Regions from separate parts of the Homo sapiens genome. Here region 1 is linked to region 2. A link is a loop called in an ENCODE intact Hi-C map of the cell type or tissue named here. Cell type or tissue: transverse colon. All regions are shown on one strand.

The links. Peaks named below come from ENCODE experiments on the same cell type or tissue, not always from the same donor. Only the 100,000 strongest peaks of a DNase experiment are listed, where the experiment ranks them.
Region 1: a loop joins it to region 2, with 5 times the contacts of the local background. A loop is called at or near these places in 105 of 110 quality-filtered maps.

The regions. Positions count from the first base shown.
Region 1 is chr17:45,629,242-45,637,241 of GRCh38, reverse strand. LINC02210-CRHR1 (LINC02210-CRHR1 readthrough) reads right to left here. Exons shown (of 15, transcript NM_001256299.3): 3 at 7,084-7,338. It overlaps LINC02210 (long intergenic non-protein coding RNA 2210), which reads right to left. Exons shown (of 6, transcript NR_138260.1): 3 at 7,084-7,338; 4 at 6,924-6,996; 5 at 6,636-6,753. It also overlaps the pseudogene ARF2P. Among named protein-coding and RNA genes, the nearest start is that of LINC02210-CRHR1, 13 kb to the right of the region's middle. In transverse colon, no CTCF peak of the experiment used is centred here; no DNase peak of the experiment used is centred here.
Region 2 is chr17:45,840,999-45,848,998 of GRCh38, reverse strand. It overlaps SPPL2C (signal peptide peptidase like 2C), which reads right to left and starts at 4,118. Exons shown (of 1, transcript NM_175882.3): 1 at 1,932-4,118. The coding sequence starts at 4,092. The coding sequence ends at 2,038. MAPT-AS1 (MAPT antisense RNA 1) reads left to right here. Exons shown (of 2, transcript NR_024559.1): 2 at 4,838-5,643. RefSeq lists enhancers at 2,228-3,211, 3,212-4,196. In transverse colon, no CTCF peak of the experiment used is centred here; a DNase peak (open chromatin) is centred at 4,114.

The DNA.
Region 1 (8,000 bases), 210 kb after region 2:
CTGAGGATCATTTGCTTAAAGCACTGAAGAGTGAGCTGCTAGCTGCAGCAGTGGTGGTAAAGAATGACGATTTCTCGGTAGCGCAGTGGCTCATGCCTGTAATCCCAGCATTTTGGAAGGCTGAGGTGGGTGGATCCCTTGAGCTCAGGAGTTACAGACCAGCCTGGGCAACATGGCAAGACCCTGTCTCCACAAAAAATACAAAAATTAGCCAGGTGTGGTGGTGCACACCCATAGTCTCAGCTACTCAGGGGGCTGAGGTGGGAGGATTGCTTGAGCCCGAGAGACGGAGGTTGCAGTGAGCTGAGATCGCACCACTGCACTCCAGCTTGGGCGACAGAGTGGGAGGCTGTTTCAAAAAAAATTTTTTTAATAAAAAATAAATAAACATGAAAAGGTACAGTAAAAATATGGTTTTAAAAAAAAAAGAATGACAATTCCTTCCTTTTTACGAAAGGATGCCAAAGACTAACAGGACTCCAGACGCCAGACCAGGATTGCAACAGCTGAACTCAGTCCCCGCTCCAACTCGCCTCCATGAAGCCCGCTCTGGCCTTCGAGCACCAGCAAGCCCTCTGGACTTCTCCATCAATTGCAAAAATGATCATCAAAGCTACTGAAATGGAAGGTGGTGTTTAAAACTTAACACTGGGTTTCTTAAAATGTAACACTGCTTTTCTTATGGCATGGATAAGGCACTGTGAGAAAGCTGCCTCCACTCCCAGCACACACGTACACGTGCACACAGCAGAGGCTAGCTGATGTGGCCACAAGGCACAAAGAATAGATCCTTCTGATCAGTTCTGGTTCTGGAACTGGTTGGCGAGCCAGTTCAGGCCTTCGTAAAGCCCATGTCCAGTAGTGGCACAAGTAGCCTGAATGTGCCAGTTTCTGTAGCGGAGGGAATGGAGGCCGAGCTTGTCCGTTATCTCTGCCGCGTTCATAGTATTAGGGAGATCCTTGAAAAAGAACATTCAAAAGTCAATGTATACTGTTGTATCCATATAGCGAAATATGCTCTTCCCTGTTAAACGTGCCCAAACCCACAGTCTTCTCTGTTGATGGCAACTCCAACCTTCCAGTTGCTCAGGCCAAAAAGCTTGAAATTATCCTTACTTTTTTACTCTCAATGTCACAGCCAATCTGTCAGGAACTCCTAACGGTTCCACTATCAAAATTTATCCAGAATCTGACCACTTACTAACTCCACAGCTGTCGCCGTGATCTGACACCACATCGCTTCTCACCTGGATGACTGAAATAACTTCCTAACTGTCCTCCCTACTTCTCTGCTCTTGCTCCCGTGAAGCCTATTCTCAACCCAGCCATCGGTGAATCAGATTGAATCATTCTTCTATCAAAACTGCAACAGCTCCCCCTCTCTCAGGATACGAGTCAGAGTCCTTATGGTCCACAAAGCCTCCTGGACCGGAGACCTCAACGAAGTGGTCTGTTCCATCTTTTCAATATGGCACTCACCATACATTACTATATCACGACATTTACTTATTTAAGTATATTTATTATTGACTATCTATCTGTCTCCCCTAACTAGAATGCAAGCTTTACAAGGGCAGGAATCTTGGTCTATCTCGTCCTCTGATGTATCCCAAGTGCCTTGAAATGTGCTTGGCACAGAATAAGCTCAAACTAAATTTGAATAAATCAGCATTAAAGAACAAAGTAAGGCTGGACACGGTGGCTCACACCTGTAATCCCAGCACTTTGAGAGGCCGAGGTGGTCGGATCACCTGAGGTTGGTAGTTCTATACCAGCCTGACCAACATGGAGAAACCCCGTCTCTACTAAAAATACAAAATTAGCCAGGAGTGGTGGCGCATGCCTGTAATCCCAGCTACTCGGGAGGCTGAGGCAGGAGAATTGCTTGAGCCCAGGAGGCGGAAGTTGCGGTGAGCCAAGGTAGCGCCATTGCACTCCAGCCTGGACAACAAGAGTGAAACTCCATCTCAATAAATAAATAAATAAATTAATTAATTAATTAAAGTAGCTGTAGATGTACTGATATGGAAGGACTTCCAAGATATACTAAGTGAAAGAACATAATCATACAATTGTTTACACAGGCAGAGAAAGTTGGACCTCTGGAAAGAGAAAGAATAAATTTAACAATGAATAGTAGCACCAGAATATTTCACTTGAATATTCTCAACTGTATGCGTATTTATACCATGAGAACATTCTGTTTTTATCATTGAAAACAACAGAGGCACCAAGCACGGTAGCTTATACCTATAATCCCAGCACTTTGCGGGGCTGAGGTGGGAGGACAGCTTGAGCACAGGTGTTTGAGACCAGCCTGGGCAACATAGCAAGATCTCAGCTCTACAAAAAAATTAAAAAATTAGCTGGGCATGGTGGCACGTGCCTGCAGTCCCAGCTACTTGGGAGGCTGAGGAAGAAGGATCACTTGAGCCCAGGAGTTCGAGGCTGCAGTGAACTGTGATCGCACCACTCCACTCCAGCCTGGGCGACAGAGTAAGACCCTGTCTCAAAACAAAACAAAACAAAAAAATCACACACACATACACACACACACCCTCCAGAGTCATTTTCTTTCTTTAATAGTCATATGTTCACTAGTGCAAACTCTGGACTGACATTGAACCTGAACAGTGAGAGTAACGGTTGTACAAATGATGATCCATCCACCGTTTAAAATCAGGTCTACAAAGAGTTGGAAAACAAGAGACAATGATTTTGATAAATCTAAAGTGATAAAACAGGATGCAACATTGTCACAACAGTATGATCACAATTACATAATGAATGCACTCATGGAAGAGAAAGTGAAGGAAGGATGTCAGAATGTGACGGTGGTCATCTCAGACTGGTACAATTCCACGTGGTTCTTTCTACCTTCTTTTTCATGCTTAGTTTAGCTCAGAGTCCTGAGGCTGGATAGTTCTACGCTTGGTCTTCCTCCCATGTTTCTTTTACTGTTTTACATTTATGTACAAGCCCTTTTCCTCCTCCAAAACAGGCCCTATATGATTCAATCTCATCTCCTCTCTCTCTCCCCTGCTCATTCTGTTCCAGCTGCACTGGCTCCCATGCTGTTCCTAGAATCGTGTGGCTCCCTTCCTCCCAGCCTTCTGGTCTCCGCTCAGATGTCATCTCATCAGAGAGGCATTCCCAGTCTTTCCCACACCCGCCCTGCCCCTTTACTATGCTTTTGCTTCTTCCACAACACTTAAAAACCATTTGACACGTATTATTATTTATTTTACTCTGTAGCCCAGGATGGAGCGTAATGGAATAATCTCATCTCACTGCAGCCCCGAACTTCCAGGCTTAAGTGATCCTCCCACCTCAGCCTCCTGAATAGCTGGGACCACAGGTGCATGCTACCACATCCAGCTAATGTTTGTACTTTTTTGTAGAGATGGGGTTTCACTATGTTGCCCAGGCTGGTCTTGAACTCCTGGGCTCAAGTGATTCCCCCCGCTTCAGCCTCCCAAAGTGTAGGGAGTACAGGCATGAGCCACCACACCTGGCACATTTCATGTTATTTATTGGTTGACTCTCTTCCCACTAGCAACGTAAACTCCAAGAACACAAGGACTTTATCTGTCTTGGTTTAAGCCTAAAACCAAGTCTGGAACTTAGTAGATGCTCAGTGGCTCACACCTGTAATCCTAGCAATTTGGGAGGTCGAGGTGGGCAGATCACTTGAAGTCAGGAGTTCCAGACCAGCCTGGCCAACATGGTGAAACCCAGTCTCTATTAAAAATACAAAAATTAGGTGGGCATGGCGGCGCATGCCTGTAATCCCAGTTACTTGGGAGGCTGGGGCAGGAGAATCACTTGAACCCGGGAGGTGGAGGTCACAGTGAGCTGAGATCACACCACTGTACTCCAGCCTGGGCAACAGAGTGAGACTCTGTCTCAATAAAAAAAAAGACATTCTAGCAAGGAGATGGTGGGAGATATTATGGTTGGTACTGGAGAGAGGGAGGCAGACATCTCATTTAAATGTCTGTATTTACAAGTGAGACATTTGGCAGTAAATTTCAGTTCCAGCATTCAGAAAGCCAATAACAACATACTTGTTTATTGGCAAATACCAATAAAACTGCATTTCTGAGCTCATCGTCCTCTAACAAGTAAGTTAGCACTTCCCAGGCCTCATCAATCTGCTCTCTGTCATTACTGTCAACCATAAAAATCAGACCTAGAAAGAAATCACGAGCATGTTAGTGATCTGAGCCTGGAAAACGCAGCTGTTTATGTATCTTCACGACTTCTCCCTGCTTATGTGTGTGACTTCACAAAGGCAATCGATACGGAAGGATACATCATCTCTAGAGTTAGGAGGCCTGCTATACACTCAACTTACATTTTGCAGAAGCATCACAGCCCTGCACCATATTAACAACAAGAATATATCCTGAAAAAGTTAGTCTCGTTTTCTAATCACTTAATTTCCACGTCAGGGAAAAAAACTTTTTTTTAATTAATTAATTTATTTATTTTGAGATGGAGTCTTGCTGCAGCCCAGGCTGGAATGCAGTGGCGTGACCTCGGCTCACTGCAACCTCCACCTCCTGGGTTCAAGCAATTCTCCTGTCTCAGCCTCCCGATTAGCTGCGAATATAGGCACACCATCACACCCTGCTTATTTTTGTATTTTTAGTAGAGACGAGGTTTCACCATATTGGTCAGGCTGGTCTCGAACTCCTGACCTCAGGTGATCTGCCTGCCTTAGCCTCCCAAAGTGCTAGGATTATAGGCGTGAGACACTGCCCCTGGCCAAAACATTGTTTTTTAAAACATGTAAAGTTTAGTATAATAAAAGCATTCTAGGGCTAGCCCTCTAAAGCAAAACTTGAGACAAAAGCTTAAGTGCAGGTACGTTCTTTGGGAAGTGATCCCAGAGATCAGGAATGAGGGGCTGAGGGAGTAAAACAGGGCAGGAGGGACAGACAATAGAAGGACGAGTTATCAAGCTGGGCCCCCACTATGGGACCACTGCTCACCGTTGTTGGACATTCTAAGAAGCCATATCAAATGCCTGTCAGAACTGTCCACCCAGAGGACAAAAGAGGAAACAAGTATCCTTCAGTACCCATTCCCTGTTGCTCAAGAACAACTCAACAGGTGTTAGGCCACCCATACTTCTGGGTCACATTGGTATGAACACCAAGAGATTCCTATGGGCATCTTATAGTAATGAATTTGGCTGGTCTTTGTCCCCAGTTTCTAGAAGGTAGCCTCTAAACCCTTGGACTTTTCAGAGTGATAGCAGTATCTTTTTTTTTTTTTTTTTTTTTTTTTTTTTGAGACGGAGTCTGGCTCTGTCCGCCAGGCTGGAGTGCAGTGGCGCGATCTTGGCTCACTGCAAGCTCCGCCTCTCGGGTTTGCACCATTCTCCTGCCTCAGCCTCCCGAGCAGCTGGGACTACAGGCGCCCGCTACCGTACCCGGCTAATTTTTTGTATTTTCAGTAGAGACAAGGTTTCACCATGTTAGCCAGGATGGTTTCGATCTCCTGACCTTGTGATCCGCCCGCCTCGGCCTCCCAAAGTGCTGGGATTACAGGCGTGAGCCACCGCGCCCGATCAGCAGTATCTTTGTTATCATAGCGGGCCCACACCTCTAAGTTGATGCTAACAAGGTGACTCAGAGTGGGCCCCTAGATAGTGGATGCTAACAAGATCACCTCTGGGGAAATGAGGGTGCTAAAGTTTGAGTCACATGGCCAATGATTCAATCAATCGTACCTATGCAAGGAAGCCCCAATAAAAATGACAAATACTGAAGCTCAGGAGCACGTCCCTGGTTGGCAATACTCTATACATTGTCACGCATCGATGTGCTGGAAAGGTAACAGCCCCTGACTCCACGGGGAGAGAACAATGAAAGCTTTGCGTTTGGTGTCCTCCCAGATCTATGTGTCTTTCCCTTTGACTGGTTCATTTATATCCTTTTGCTTTATTGATCAATTAATAAAACTGTAGTTGTAAGCATAGCATGTCCCTGAATTCTGTGAATCATTCTGACAAGTGATCAAACCTGAGGGGGTAGTGGAAATCGCCAAATTTGTAGCCATCTGGCCAGAAGTGAGGGTGGGCTGAGGACCCCCAAACCTGTTGCCAGCTGGTGGCTGAAGTTGGGGATTCTTGTGGAGGATGGTGCCCTCAACCTGTGAAATAAAGTCCAACTCCAGGGGGTTGGTGCCGGAAGTCTCTGCAGCATTCCATACTATAGCATCAAATACATCCCAAAAAGTAAAAGATACCTGGGGCAGGCCAAAGAAAGGCACCACCCCATCACACCTGAGTGAAGGTGACCAAAACCTGCACAGACCCAGTCACTGCTACATTGGCTGGAGGAAGCTGTGGGGCCAAAAGCATCTCCAGGGAGGGGCACAGGTGGCATCCAACACACCCTCCAAGCACAAGAAGGGGAGACGCCTTTGGCAGTAGTTCATGTGACATTAATGATAACAACAATCTGTCAGCCAGGTGTGGTGGCTCAGGCCTGTAATCCCAGCACTTCAGGAAGCCAAGGTGGGCAGATGACTTGAGGTCAGGGGTTCGAAACCAGCCAGGCCAACTTGGCAAAACCCCATCTCTACTAAAAATACAAAAATTAGCCAGGCGTGGTGACGCGTACCTGTGATCCCAGCTACTGGGGGGGCTGAGGTAAAAGAATTGCTTGAACCCGGGAGGCAGCAGTTGCAGTGAGCTGAGATGGTGCCACTGCACTCCAGCTTAGGTGACAGAGTGAGAACCTGTCTCGGAAAAAACAAAAAACAAAACAAAACAAAATTTGTGTTTGGCTAAGAGTAAGCCCTTAACACAAAAATGTGAAGTGGCTGCCAAAAGAACAGTTTGATCCTAGGCTGCATCACCAGTAGTGACGGGGTCTCAGTTCCTAGGACATGGGTGATACCAGGCTTACTCTACATCAGTCAGAACATCCTGGGAACGTTATATGGGCAGTGCTGGATCCCACACTCTGAGACCGGGGCAAACTGAAAAAATTCAAAAAATGATCAGGAGAGCAAAGGCATTAGACACTAGGCCATATGAAGAACAGCTGCTATAATTGGAGATTTTACCTGGAGAAAAGAGTCACGTAGCGGCTGATGGCTATCTTCAAGTAGCTGAAAGTCTATGATGTAAAGAGGATTTAAGCGTTTTATAGAGCTCTGTGAGGTGGACTGAAGATCAGTGGTGAAAACTACAGAAGTCAGCCTAGCAGAGTGTCAGCAGATGAAGATGCAATGGCTGCCTCAGAAGGCACTCCTGTCACTGGAGATACTTGTTTGTGCACAACTTCAGCCACAATTCATGGGGACCCTGCAGAAGAGACCCTGGAAGGAAAATAGTAGCAGGATAAGATGACTTCTTGGTTTCCTTTGACCATGAGATTTCACGACTATGTCTAGGAGAGTAAACCAGTGCCGGCCCTCTTCCCTTTCCCTCCGTGCCTCCCAGGCCCACTCAACAGCTGCCTGAACCAACGGCAACAGAGCAGCCTACTATGGCTGATAGAGAGCTCCCGCAGCTTCGGCATGTTTGGGGCTTGCATGTGAGTCAATGTCATGTCTGCTACATCATATCAGATTAAAAAATGAAAAACATTCAAAACTCCCCCGAAGATTTCATATGCTATCAGCAAGTTCTGGTCTCTCGTCGTAACTAAGCAAGCCAGATTATCCAGAAATTTGAGATCCTTAGTCACCAATGCAGAACTGACAGGGAGGAAGCTGCCATATTATCCCTTTGCCATTCCTAAAAAAGCTTTGTAATATTAGGTACCATTTTATACTATCTTTATATAGGTCCTTACCTAAGAACCTAACATCAGACTGGTCCTACATCTGAACTAAGAGAACCTACAAAAAGCATATTTACAGCCGGGCGCAGTGGCTCATGCCTGTAATCCCAGCACTTTGGGAGGCCGAGGCGGGTGGATCACCTGAGGTCGGGAGTTCAAGACCAGCCTGACCAACATGGAGAAACCCCATCTCTA
Region 2 (8,000 bases):
TTGTCTAGCGGGCCTTCAGCTGCTGTGTACCGAGAGGCTGCACTTCTTCCCTGGCAAGCGGGGCTTTGAGAGGCCCACCACCTGCACTGCCTCCCTGGGACTCTCTCCCCACTCCAGGGCCCAGCCAGGCCTGCCAAGTCTCACGTCAACACTGACCAAGGTCCTGCAGGAAGCCTGTGAGGTGGCCTGGGCAGTGGGGCCTTCCCTCATAGCATTCCCTCCTCTGCAGTTCAGGCTGGTCAACTCCTCATTCATTCATTCATTCATTCATCCATCCGTTCATTCCTCCAGCAAATACATCAAGCACCTGTAACACTCCAGGGGCTGTTCTGAGCCCTGAAATTACACAGATGAACAAGATGGGCAAGGCCCCTGCCCTTCCAAAGCTGGCCCTCTACCGGGGAAGATCGGAAAACTAAAGGTGCCTGGTCGTGTGATTGAGACAGGGATGCTTTAGGAAAGGCTGCGAAGAGGAGCAGCCAGCCAGGCCAAGTTCACGGGGCGTGGTAAGGAAGGGGCAGAAAGAGAGTTCCAAGAAGAGGAAAAAGCATGGGGGGTGTGGTGGGTCTGGCGTGTGCTTGTGGCGGTAGGGGTTTGGAGGGGTGGAAGAGGGCCGTTGGGCTGGGACCTCAAGGTCTTGTAGGAGCTGGGTTTGAGTCTGTGAGGCTTTCACTAGGGGAGCAATATAAACATAGCTCACGTGCAGGGGGCTCTTCGGACAGGCAGGGCATTGTGCCAATCACCTGACATAGGCCAACTCGTTCAAACTTCCTAAGAACCAGATGGTAGGTCCTATTATCCCATTTCACACACAAGAAAACAGAGGCACTGAATGGATAAGTCATTTGCTCAGTGAGATACTCCAAGTCAGTGGTAGGGCTGGGATTTGTGGTAGGCAGCCTGGCTGTAGAACCCTAACCACTGAACCACACCGCCTCTTGGGATACACTTTCCTCCCCTCCAAAAACACCTCCTCCAGGAAGCCTTCTCACCCCAGAGTTTGTCTGCTCTGATTAAGCAACACATCAGCACCCTACATGGCCTAAAAGCCTGTAGAGTCCTTAGGAGGTCATCTCGTCCATGCCCCTGCCTCCAGATGGAAATGGTATTATAAGTCTCATTTTGCAGATGAGACTACAGAGACCCAACGAGGCTTGAACATTACTTAGAGTCAGTGAGGGAGGCCTTGGTCTCCGGAATTCTTCCACCCTGGGCCCAACCTCTCCAACCCCTCCCGACCTCTTTGAGACAATTCTAAGTTTGTTTCTTGTCTGCCCACCCCTCCCCCTCCCCCAGCTAGACAGAGGCCTTCCCTGTGCCCACCACATGGCGATGCACATAGTAGGGGCATACTCAATGCCTGAAGATGGAATGGGTGGTGCATACAGGAACTTGCTGGGCTTGGTGCTGCTGCCTGGGATTCTTGAACAGAGACGTTTTGCAGAATGGATGTGAGCTGAGGAGTAAAGGATGCTTCGGAATCTTCTAGTGAGTCAGGGAGCCAGGCTGGAGTGTTTCTGTCTGGAGAGGGAAGGGCATCCCAGCTGGAGGGAACAGCATATGCAGAGAGAGCGGGTGGGGAGGACAAGGAGTTCTGTTTGACCTGAGCATGGAGAGAAGATGGGCAATGAGCCTAGGGTGGGTGGCAGGGATGGGATGGGGGCTGTGTGCCAGGCTAAGAAGCTGCCACTCTGGATTGGGAAGGGGTTGGGCAAGCAGGCAGAGGGGAGTAGCTGCCCAGTGAGCCCTGGATGCAAATCCCGACCTTGCCGCTTGAACTTGTGCAAGTCATAGGCCCTCTTGGAGCCTCAGTTTCCCCCCTTCATTATTTGGGGGTGGTGCCCACTCCTAAGGACCCTTCGAGCCCTGCACACTCTTATTATGTGGTTGCTGCTCTCTTGCACTCCCGACAAACAGAGAGACTCCTTGGGTAGATATGAAATCTCTTTGATACCCTGATTTCTTGTTGCCATGCATGGCTTTGCTCTGCAATGTTCCACCAGCCCTTTGAGAGGCGTGTGTCCCAGTGCCTCCAGTTCACAAGGGAGCCTGGGTCGACATGCTCTTTCTTACTTTCAAACCCTTCCTCTTGTGGAGTCCCGCCCAGGGCAGGCCAGTCTCGTGGGCCTGGGCCTGGGCATGGACATGGCCCAGCTCTGAGGGCGGGGGCATCAGGGGCATGAGTGGGATCAGCATGGCCATTGGCATCAGTGGCATCAGCTCCTCCGAGGCCCCAGGGGGGATGAAGGGCAGCTCATTAGGATCCAAGTGGGCGTCACTCCAGCCCTCGGAGCTATCACTGCGGTCCTCTGGATTGGTGGCTTCATTCTCAGATATGGTGACAATCTCAGTGGTGTCTTCTCCAGGGTTGCTGTCTAAGTCCCCTGCTCCTCGGCTGGTGCCTCTCTCAAGTGTGCTGGCTGTGTGGGCATCTGCTGCGCCCTCCTGCTTCTGCCTAGAGCCAGCTGAAGGGGCACAGCCGAGCCCACACATCTTAGCTCTGCCCTGGCCAGTCCAGAAGAGGCTGAGCTCTTGGCGGCAGGCAGCCACAGCCAGGCTGGTGAGCAGGGTGCTGGACACTAGGTAGAGCAAGGCAGGTTGGCCCATCTGCATGAGGACCATGGCCATGAATGTGACCAGCAGGCCCACAGCATAGGCCACGGTGCAGGCCACGAAGTAGATCTGACGGGAGCAGACTTGCACATCAAAGCGGCAACAGTAAGCAACCAGGAAGCCGGGGACCACAATGTCACCGAAGCCAAGGATGGAGAAGGGCTGGCTGCACAGGGTCAAGGCGGAGACTCTTAGCCGGGGCACTTTGAGTACCATGGGCAGCCTCTCATGGCTTGAAGACTCTGCAGGGCCCAAGGCAACCTGCGCCATGATGCTCTCACCGGTTTTGGTGAAGAAGGGGGTGACGAAGACAAAGAAGACATCAAAGGCCAGCAGGGCCAGCAGGAAGGAGGAGCAGTTCTTGAGAGTGGGCAGCCGCACACGGTGCAGGACGAACAGGCAGTAGGAAATGCCCAGTGTGTCCTGCAGGAGCCACGCCCAGCGGTCCTCATTGCGGTAGGCCACCCAGAAGATGATCACGGTTGCGCACAGGCTCGCCAGCAGCAGCAGAGGCAGCGGCAGAGAGGCCCAGAGGCTGTGCGGAGGCCTCTGGTATTGCCGCAGGGACAGGCGGCACACCAGGGGTGACAGGCAGCTGTAGAGGCCAATGCCAGCACCCAGGCCAAAGATCCCAATGGTGACATAGACAAAGTGGTCATAGAAGAAGTAGAGCAGCAGCATGAGCGAGCAGGACAGGGTGACCACCACGCCTGTCATGGCCGGCGTGAAGTCCACTGGGATGTCCTCATTATCTTCCTTCTGGGCTCCCTCAGCTGCTGCAGCTTCCTGCAGCTGATGGTGACCACCAGACCCCCCTCCTCTTCGGGCACGGCGCCGCTGTAGCCGGTTGGCTTCGGTCAGGCCGGCCCAGTAGCCGCCTGCAGCCACTGTGCCCACAGCCAGGATGAAGATGACCAGCATGTTGTAGTCGATGATGGGCTCTGGGGGTGCGTACATGGCCACGCGGACGACGGCCTCCCCACGAGTGTGGCTGAGGATGTCCAGCATGTCAGCATAGTGGAGCATAGCCACAGGGATGGTGAGGTCTGCCAGGGGCTGGCGGGGATCCTGGGGTGCCAGGGTGGTGTCTGAGCACTGTTGGTCACTGACCCGGCTCACGATGAGCAGCCCGTGGGCACCTTGGCCCTGAGCCAGCCAGCCTTTCGTGTGGAAGCTGCAGTTACCCCTCATGACCATGGCAGTGGTCTGGCGGAGGGGCCGCTGGCTGGGGGAGCGGAGCTGGGCCTGGTGGGGGGAATCCTCACCCGGGCACCAGGGTGCCTTGGTGCCATCATACAGGGGCAGGAGTGGGGCGTGGTGCAGGTCCCGGGGGAGGGTGATGTAGTCGGAGCTGAACAGGATACAGTAGTCCTTGCTCCAATTCTCCGACACCACGTGGGCCACGCCGTACTTTCCCCCGGCCACGGTGCTGATGAGGAGGAGGAAGCCCACGGGGAGGAGGAAGCCCAGGCACGCCATCTTCTTCAGTTCCTACTGCAACATCTGCGGGCGGCAGCCCAATACCCCTCCCAGGGGCAGGCGTGGCCCTTTGTCACAGAGCAGTCTGGCCACCTGTCCTGGAAACCAGGGCCACACCTACCTAGTCATAAAGCTGTGTGGTCCCCAGCCGAGGGCGCTGCTGTGGGGCACAGGGTCCCTCTAGAATGATGCCCCCCAACCCTGGGAGACCAGGGGAGAGGTCATATGGACCCTGCTCTCTGCCCAGACCCTAGTGGGTTTAGACCAGGTACTTTGAAATAAAAGGTGTGAGCATGGGGTTTGCAGGCCAGATAGGATTCTGAACCAACTTTTCTCCTTACCCATGGGGAACACAGGCCAATGTCACTCCTCTCTAGGCCTGTTTCTTTAGCTGTAAAGAAATGAGGACGTTGGGCCAGAGAGTTTCTAAGGTCCCTTGGAGCTCTGAGCTCAGTAACATTGAGCACTTTTACCGAGGGCTTACTAGGCGCCAGGTACCCTAGCTGTACCTATTGCACAGTTGCAAGGAGGTGTCATTATATCTGCACAGCCTGAGGCTGTCCCTCAAAGTTGGTCCCCATTTCTACCAGGCACATGACCAGAATTCACCTCCAACTCCATTTACAGTTGGGAACGGACAGGTGACCAGGAGAAATTAAGCAAAAATGATGTGAACTCTTTACATCAGGGGCTTAGGCTGACAGACCGTGGGGCTCCTGGTTTACCCTCTCTTTCCCTTTCTCAGGAGTCAGAACAAGGACGGGCCTGTGATGTGTCTGTCTATGACGAGGAGGACAATGTCCTAAGGAATGGAGAGGAAGAAAGTGAAGGGAACCAGGTCCCTGGATTCCATGTGGAACAGTAGCCCAGGATGTGCACTATGGACTGTTACAAGAGAGAGACATGATCTTCCTTAAGGCATTGATTTGTCATGAGTCTCTTTGTTATAGCCACTTAACGTTACCTTAATACACCCACTTCATGGATAAGTAAAACTGAGGCTTGGAGAAGCCCACATTGACACAGCAAAGAAGGCTGGGGCTCTTGTGCTGGTTAAATGGACCTTGATGTCTTCCAAATGTTTTCATGCTGGATTCTGAGCCACTCTCCTGGCTGCAACTCTGAGGCCGGGCAGACTTTCCGCTGGAAAGAGAACTCAAATACTGGTGAGAGGTGGATTTGAAGCCAGGAGCCCCAGGTTTTGGCTCTGCAGGTTTGCACCCAGCTCTGTGGTGTATGCCCTCACAGGTCACCCAGGACCTCCTGTCCAGGCTTCTTCAGGCCACCCATGATGGAGTAGATTTGAGGAATGAGGTTTTCAAAGCAGTTAGTGTGCGGGAGAGTAACCCTGGGGCCTCCGGAACCAGAAGGGAGGGATTTGGGGGCTGGAGCTTGGCAGTCCAGGTTCCATTGTCCTCATGTTCTCCCCACTGGCCTGGCCTGTCACTCCAGTCTCTGCATAGGTTGTCACATGGCATTCTCCCTGTGTGTCTCTGTGTCTCTTCTCTTCTTTATAAAGACATAGTTATAATGGATTAGGGCCCACCCTAATGACACCATCTTAACTTGATTATGTCTGCAAACACCCTACTTCCAAATAAGGTCGCATTAACAGGTACTGGGGTTTAGGACTTCAACATGCCTATTTGGGGGCACAATTGTGGGCAGCCCCACAACACACATGTAATTTTAACCTCTAAGGAGTAAGCATGCTGATTTTTTTTTTTTTTTTTTTTTGAGACAGGGTCTTGCTCTGTTGCTCGGCTGGAGTGCAGTGGCACGATCTCAGCTCACTGCAAACTCCACCTCCTGGTTTCAAGCAATTCTCCCCCGACCCAGCCTCCCGAGTAGCTGGGATTACAGGTGTGTGCCACCATGCCCAGCTAATTTTTGTGATTTTAGTACAGATGGTGTCTCACCATTTTGCCCAGGCTGGTCTCGAACTCCTGGCCTTAAGTGAATCGCCCACCTCAGCCTCCCGAGGTGCTGAGATTACAGGCACAAGCCACTGTGCCTGGCCAATCACTGATCTTTCTCAAGGACTCTCCTTCTTTTCTCTTTGAGATGGAGTCTCACTCTGTCCCCTAGGCAGGCTGGAGTGCAGTGGCACAATCTTGGCTCACTGCAACCTCCACCTCCCAAGTTCAAGCGATTCTCCTGCCTCAGCCTCCCAAGTAGCTGAGATTATAGGCGCCCACCACCATACCTGGCTAATTTTTGTATTTTTAGTAGACATGGGGTTTCACCATGTTAGCCAGGCTGGTCTCAAACTCCTGGCCTCAGGTGATCCAGCCACCTTGGTCCCCCAAAGTGCTGGGATTACAGGCGTGAGCCACCGTGCCTGTCAAGGCCTCTCCTTCTATTACGGGTCCATCTCTTGCAGTCCCAAACTGCTTTCCTTGGGAAATCCACAGGGATGAAACATCATCTCCAACATCAGCTGTGGATTCTTTGAAGTGGAGGGTGAGTTTAAAGGGCCATGTGAAGTGGTCAGCAAGTGGAACCCATCTGAGATTCTGACAATTCTCTCTCACCCAGTTATTTACACTCATCTCACCCACACCTAATTTGCCAATATTTTTGGTGACTCATTTGTAAAGTATCCTTCAAAGCATTAGACTGAATTTTCATAAGAAACATCTCTCCTTGTTAGTGCACTTCTGATTCATCAGTAATATAACATTTAGTTAGATTACGACAGTAATTACAATGACAAGTGAACTGTCAGAAACATGTTCAGGAACAAATACAAGTGACTGGCAAACAAACCACCAGCCGGTGTGAGGAGAAGCAGGCAGAGCCCAGGGGAGGAGGCTGCCAGCTGTCCCTTCCGAGTGCTCCCATTTCAAAGGGGAGGTTGGCAGGAGGGTGGTTAGGAGAGGGAGGCTCGCCTGTAGGCCACAGGAGGGCTGTGACAGTAAAACCCTTTCTGGCCCCCCAGCAACGAATGGGCAACCTAGACCCTCACTCCAGGCCCTGTTCTCCACGCAGGGAGTCGTGGATCTTTTAAAAAACAAGAACCAGCACACCCACTTTGTCACAAAACCCAGACAATCACAAGCTTTGTCGAGGATATAGGGAAGTTGGGACCCTCATACACTGCTGGTGGGAATGGAAAATTGTGCAGCCGCTGCAGGAAACAGCTTGGTGGTTCCTAGATAAGTTAAGCAGAGTTATCATATGACCCAGCACTTATACTCCCAGCTATATATCCCAAAGAATTGAAATCAGGCCTTCAAACAAAAGCGTGTACATGCATGCTCATAGCAGGACTATTCATGATAACTTGGAATAGGTGGAGAGAACCCATATGTCCATCCACTGATGAATGGAGAAACTGCGGTCTCTCCACACAAGGGAATAGCATTCAGCCATAAGAAGGAATGACGTTTTGATACCTGCTACCATGTGGATGGACCTTGAAAACATTATGCTAAGCCGAAACACATTATGCTAAGTGGAAACACATTATGCTAAATGAAGACGCCAGACACAAAAGGACACATATTGTACGATTAATTCCACTTACGTGAAACAGCCAAAACAGGCAGATCTACAGAGGCAGAGAGCAGATTCGTGGCGGGCAGGGGCTGGGGGAGGGGAGAATGAGGAGTGACTGGTGGGTATGGGATTTCCATCTGGGGTGATGAAGAAGTTCCAGAACTTTTTCTATCTCAGTGGTTTCAGTTGCACGACATTGTGTATTTAAAGTCACTGAATTGTGCACTAACATGGTTGAAATGGGACTTTTTTTTGAGATGGAATTTCGCTCTTGTCCCTCAGGCTGGAGTGCAGTGGTACAATCTCAGCTCACTGCAACCTCCACCTCCCGGGTTCAAGTGATTCTCCTGCCTTAGCCTCCCGAGTAGCTGGGATTACAGGCATGCACCACCACCATGCCCAGCTAA